Regions from separate parts of the Homo sapiens genome. Here region 2 is linked to region 1. A link is a loop called in an ENCODE intact Hi-C map of the cell type or tissue named here. Cell type or tissue: Caco-2. All regions are shown on one strand. Links, peaks and the distances in the headings refer to the core of each region. The heading gives the core; the rest is flanking DNA.

Region 1 (2,904 bases), core at 405-2,904:
CAGAACCAGCCCTCCTTCCTACGGCACCACTTCCCATCACCTTAAGGTCAGCTTCTCAATCTGGGTCCCCGGGAGCCACATCTCTGGGGGGCCCCTCACATTCAGTCTCAGCTGCGTGTCTCATCTGCTCATCCTCCCATCTCTCCAGCCACTTGGCCAGAAGCCAGGCTGCACCCTAAATCCCCAACATCCAGCCCTGTTCCCTGGCCCAAGTGCCTCTCCAACTGCCCTCTCCTCCACCCTCACGGCCTCTGTCTTGTTGTTCATGTCAATGTTCTTGAAGTCCACAAACTCTAAATCTAAAATCGGTGAATTTTCACCAAATTACACACCACTTAACCAGCACCAGATCAAGAAACAATAACCAGCCCGGGCGCGGTGGCTCATACCTGTAATCTTAGCACCTTGGGAGGCCAAGGCAGGTGGATCCCTTGAGGCCAGGAATTTGAGACCAGCCCAGGCAACATGGTGAAACCCCGACTCTACAAATAAAGTTAAAAATTAGCTGGGCGGGCGTGGTGGCCCATGCCTGTAGTCCCAGCTACTTCAGAGGCTGAGGGGGGAGGATCTCTTGAGCCCAGGAATTTGAGGCTGCAGAGAGCCATGATTGCACTACCGCACTCCAACCTGGGTGGTGGTGCAATGGCACCATCTCGGCTCACTGCTACCTCCACTTCCTGGGTTCAAGCGATTCTTGTGCCTCAGCCTCCCAAGTAGCTGGAATTACAGATATGCGCCACCAAGCCCAGCTGATTTTTGTATTTTTAGTATAGATGGAGTTTCACCATGTTTGCCAGGTTGGTCTTGAATTCCTGACCTCAAGTGATCCGCCCGCCTCGGCCTCCCAAAGTGCTGGGATTACAGGCGTGAGCCACCACACCTGGCCTCAGCCCAGCCTCTTAATGCAACTATGTAAATGGGCCAGGATCCAGCTGGCCAGAAATAAGAGTAGGATCCAGCTGGCCAGAAATAAGAGTAGCATCCTGGAGAACACAGAGGCAGTGAGGACAGGCACAGGCAGGGCAGAGGTAACAGCAGAAAGGCTGCAAGGCCAGAAGATGCCCGCTGCCACCACACCACCCGGCCAGGTGAGGACCCCAGCCTCTGCCCATCACAGTGCTGTGTTCTTGCACCTCTGGGCTGGGAGCAATGGGTCTAAGGCCCGGGGCAGGGCAGGGGTCCCAAAGATCCTCCGTTCCTGCCTCCTGGCCACCGACCCCTGGCCAGAGTTGTGCATCTCCTCTTTTGCAAAGAGATGGGTGGTGCCCCCTCCCAGCATGGTTGTAATGATCAAATGAGCCAGCCCAGCCCCTGGCACAGAACACATTCTCTACGACACAGAGTGGTGTTATCACACCTCCACTTTCCACACAGAGAAAGAAGCTCAGCAAGTAGGTGGCGGTGCTGGGATTTGAACCCAGACCTTCACTGTTCTGTGCACAGGGTAGGAAGGAGGCTGGCTGGGGAGCCGAGAAGGGGTCCAGTGCCTGCCTCGGGGGGCAGCTACCACTCTTCACCTCCCTGCGCCAACAGCCACAGACCAGAGTCTAATGTCCCCTTCCGAGCCCCCACAGCTACCGGAGGAGTCTGGCTCCTGCCCTCTGCCTTGGGGGATTCCAGAGGGACCTTGCACTTTGTCCTGCCCCTGCCTAACAGAGCCGGCTGTCGCCTGAGGCCCTGGTTTCCTCAGGCTGCCCCCGCCTCAGGAGCAGGAGCTGGAACAGTTGTTGGGCAACGGAGTTCTGGGAAAGGAGGAGGGAGGGGCGCTCGCTCTGGTGGAAACCTGCCCTGGGGAAATGTAATCAGATCCTCAGAGCAGCGGTTTGTTCCTGGCTTGTTTCTAGTGGGTGTGTTCACAGACGTTTTTGGCCAGGACTGAGAAAGACGTGGACCTATCCTTTACTGGGGGAGCACTGCGTGGCCTGGGGCCGGTGTCCAGTCGGTTATTTAAGAATCTTCCCAGCTGGCCAGGCATAGGCAAGCAGGGAGTCGTTTTCCCAGCAGCTCTAGGGGAAGGAAAATAATTCCCCCTTGCTGGTGTATCAATATTCAACTTCTTGTTTAAATATTAAATTGTAATGTCCTCTGAGTGCCCAACAGAGATCGGGGATGAGTGAGCCCCCGTGTTCCTGGAAGTCTGGTTTCATGGTTCACTTGTTCCTAAATCTCTGCTTGTTCTAACTTGGACTAGCCCAGTGCAAGGCGTGCTCGGAATTCTGCTGTGAGGTTGGGGGTCAGGGTGGGACCAGGCTTCAGGCCCTGGACTCAGGTGTGATCTGTGCTGCGGTGGGGTTGGGGGAGGAGGAGCATCCCCTTCCAGGGTGGGTGTGGCGGCAGCAGCAGCAGCAGCAGCAGGAAACCAAGGGGAGGTGAGACGTGAGACATTCCTCCCAGCTTTAGTCCACTGCCAAAAATCAGAACCCAGCCCCGGTCCCCACCAACTTCCAAGGAGAGAAACGAGACCAGGCCAGGCACGGTGGCTCATGCCTGTAATCCCAGCACTTTGGGAGGCCAAGGTGGGCAGATCACCTGAGGTCAGGAGTTCGAGACCAGCCTGGCCAACACAGTGAAATCCTGTCTCTACTAAAAATACAAAAATTAGGCCAGGCACGGTGGCTCATGCCTATAATCCCAGAACTTTGGGAGGCCGAGGCGGGCTGATCACCTGAGGTTGGGAGTTTGAGACCAGCCTGACTGACCAACATGGAGAAACTCTGTCTCTACTAAAAATACAAAATTAGCTGGGTGTAGTGACGCACACCTGTAATCCCAGCTACTCGGGAGGCTGAGGCAGGAGAATTGCTTGATCCCGGGAGGTGGAGGTTGCGGTGAGCCGAGATCGCGCCATTGCATTCCAGCCTGGGCAACAACAGTCAAACTCTGTCTCAAAAAAAAAAAAAGAAG
Region 2 (2,904 bases), core at 255-2,754, 67 kb before region 1:
ATTCCTTAAATGCTGAAGAATGGAGAGGCTGATCCCAGCAAACTGTCACCAGGACCCCCTGCCCCCAACCCTGACTCAAGCCTATGGCCTCAGGCCCTGCAGCCTGAAACCAGTGTACAAAGCCCATCATGGTTCCCCTGACTGCACTTTACAGTTTGCAAAGCCTTTTGCTTCCATTTGGCCTCCGGGGTGTCCCTTGGAACAACCCAGTGGGTGGACAGGGCGGGGAATATGAATCCCATTTTACAGATGTGGCAACTGAGGCCCAGAGGACCCAGAGTTGAGTTGCTCAAGATCACACAATGAGGCAGGGACACGACTGAGATGTACCTTCCAGGATCCAGAGGTCCCCAGGCTGGTGCTCTGCCCCAGGCTGCTCAGGGTGACAGTCTCTAACTGCCCCCACCTCCATGAGCCCACTGTGACTCCCCAAGAATGTCGGCCCATGAGGAACTGAGTCTCATCCACAGCTGTGTGTCCTGCCCCCTCGAGCCCTGAGCGCCCACGATGATATGGCTGGTCTCTATCCTTAGTAACCAGAAACAACCACCCCACAGCCCTCAACACCAAGAGAAAAGCTGCTGAAGCCTCAGGCCAGGAGGGCTGGCACTGGCTGACACAGACACCCTGCCTAGATGGCCCAAGTTTACAGCATACACTCCACGCTGTGAAGGTCCTGACGGGGAGGGGCCAAAGCAGTCCCGCTTGCCCTGGAACCAGGAAGAGTCTACTGTGCTGAGCAAGGGGGTCCTCTTTATCTCATGGACTCCATGAGCTAAGTCACTGACCACATTTCCCTTTTCACCTTGGCTGCTGGGAAGCCTGGAGTGATACGTGTGGCCCATTCACAGCAAGCGTACATTATAGTCCGTTTTTGTACAAATCCCAGTACTGATTCCATTCATTTTATAGCCCTGCACTTGTTTTTCTTTCACTCCCACTTTCCATTTGTGCCACTCTGACTCACCAGATGAGTCTTTGTAAGCCTCCTAAAATCCCTCTGGAACAAGGCGAGGCACAGAAAATAGTTTTATAGCTGGGCAATGGATCTGAAGTGGATCTGAAAGTACCTTGTAAAAACTGCATGGGCATAAACTGCTAGTGTACAAAATGTGCAGGTATGTAAGACACCTTTCAATTTCACAGCGATTTCTTTTTAGTGTGTGTGTGTGTGTGTGTGTGTGTGTGTGTGTGTTTTTAAGAGACAGGAATTGGCTATGTTGCCCCAGCTGGCAGGCAGTGGCTATTCACAGGTGTGATCATAATGCCCTCCAGCCTGGAGCTCCTGGGCTCATGTGATCCTCTTGCCTTAGCTTTGAATAGCTGGGACTACAGGTGCATGCCACCGTGCATGGCTTAATGTATTTTTCCCTGTACCTGTCCTGAAAGTGGCTCTGTGGGGGAAATACTCACTGCCCCTGCCTGGAGTCCTTGGGGCTCTCCTCATCCTTCGCTTAGCTACGGTACAGCCAGACTGGCCTGTTACCACTTTCTTTCTCAACCTCTGGAATTTCAGCTTACATTTAATGCTACAGCAGTACCTCAACTAATCTTGAATTGTGGGTCACAGTGGCAACAAATGTACACGAAAAATGCTAGGAGATCACCCAACTATTCCTCTCATTGGCAGGTAACTGTCCCGTGGTGGTGGTGCAGGTGCTGCTGCCTGTTGCCACCAGGGGTCAGCACTGGCCCCTCCCTGGGGGACCAGGCCTCGCTCTGGCCACAGGGCAGGGGCTCCTGCACGCACCAGGGATCTGGATCACTCATCTGGAATTGGGATGGGGCTAAACCCTGCCTCGCAGCAAGCTGGCCCCGCCCATGCCATTAGAAACTGCAGTCAGAAAGGAGCAAAGCAGCCTATCACTTCCTCCCTTTAGACTGACACATGGGTACAGGATAAAACGCTCTTTTCTTTGAGACGGAGTCTCGCTCTATCGCCAGGCTGGAGTGCAGTGGCACCATCTCGGCTCATTGCAACCTCTGCCTCCCGGGTTCAAGCCATTCTCCTGCCTCAGCCTCCGAGTAGCTGGGACTACAGGCACGCGACACACGCCCAGCTAATTTTTGTATTTTTAGTAGAGACAGAGTTTCACCATGTTGGCCAGGATGGTCTCGATCTCTTGACCTCATGATCTGCCTGCCTCGGCCTCCCAAAGTGCTGGGATTACAGACGTGAGCCACCGCGCCCGGCCTGCTCCTTTCGTTAGTAGAAGAGAAACAGCAGCTAGACTCCCAGAGCCAGTGCCCTGGCTGACCTCCGCTCCAGCCGCTGCCTGGCTCTGCTTGGCCCCCCACATCACAGGAACCCCGCCACCATAACCGCGCTATAATTTACTAAGAAACCTGCTCCCATTAGTCCTCTGCCTCCCCCACTGGAAGGTCAGCTGCGGGGTCAGGTTGGCTTCCTGAGCATACCAGGTGGAGCAGCCGACCTGGAGGGGGTGGGCTGACCCAGGACAGCAGGTCCAGCCAGAGGCCGGACACGGTGACAACCCACACATCCACCACCCCCTCCAGGCCTGGGTCTCTCAGCCTGGAGGCCTGGAACCCAAGCTGGTCATCTGAGAAGGGCGGCTGCTCCCTCAGGGATGGGCCCAGGTGACCCAGCTCCTAGGTGCTAGCCAGGTGGTGCAAGTCCCAGAGCCCATGTGCTCCTTTCTGGGAGGAGCAGAGGGTGGTGTGGACAGAGCTCCCTCATCAGTAGAGGGCATGCACCCCCTGACATGGATCATCAGCAGAGGGTGTGCGCCCCCCACCATGGATTAGTCCTGAGGAAACTGTGGGGCCGTAGGAGGTGCCGGAGGCAAAGCAGGGGCAGATGGCAGGACATGAGACCCCAAACTGGTGCTCACACGGGTATTCAAAAATGGTGCTTCCAACACTTAGAAATTTCCCAGAAAA

Evidence for each region. Peaks named below come from ENCODE experiments on the same cell type or tissue, not always from the same donor. Only the 100,000 strongest peaks of a DNase experiment are listed, where the experiment ranks them.
Region 2: a loop joins it to region 1, with 2.3 times the contacts of the local background. A loop is called at or near these places in 9 of 110 quality-filtered maps.

Annotation. Positions count from the first base shown.
Region 1 is chr22:42,686,770-42,689,673 of GRCh38, forward strand. No RefSeq gene overlaps it. Among named protein-coding and RNA genes, the nearest start is that of A4GALT, 33 kb to the right of the region's middle. RefSeq lists enhancers at 1-193, 194-1,083, 1,084-1,975. In Caco-2, for the core only: no CTCF peak of the experiment used is centred there; DNase peaks (open chromatin) are centred at 492, 1,722 and 2,272.
Region 2 is chr22:42,620,025-42,622,928 of GRCh38, forward strand. All of the region lies in intron 8 of CYB5R3 (cytochrome b5 reductase 3), which reads right to left. Among named protein-coding and RNA genes, the nearest start is that of RNU12, 6.2 kb to the left of the region's middle. RefSeq lists an enhancer at 1,662-1,751. In Caco-2, for the core only: a CTCF peak has its summit at 1,671 (motif pointing right); a DNase peak (open chromatin) is centred at 1,727.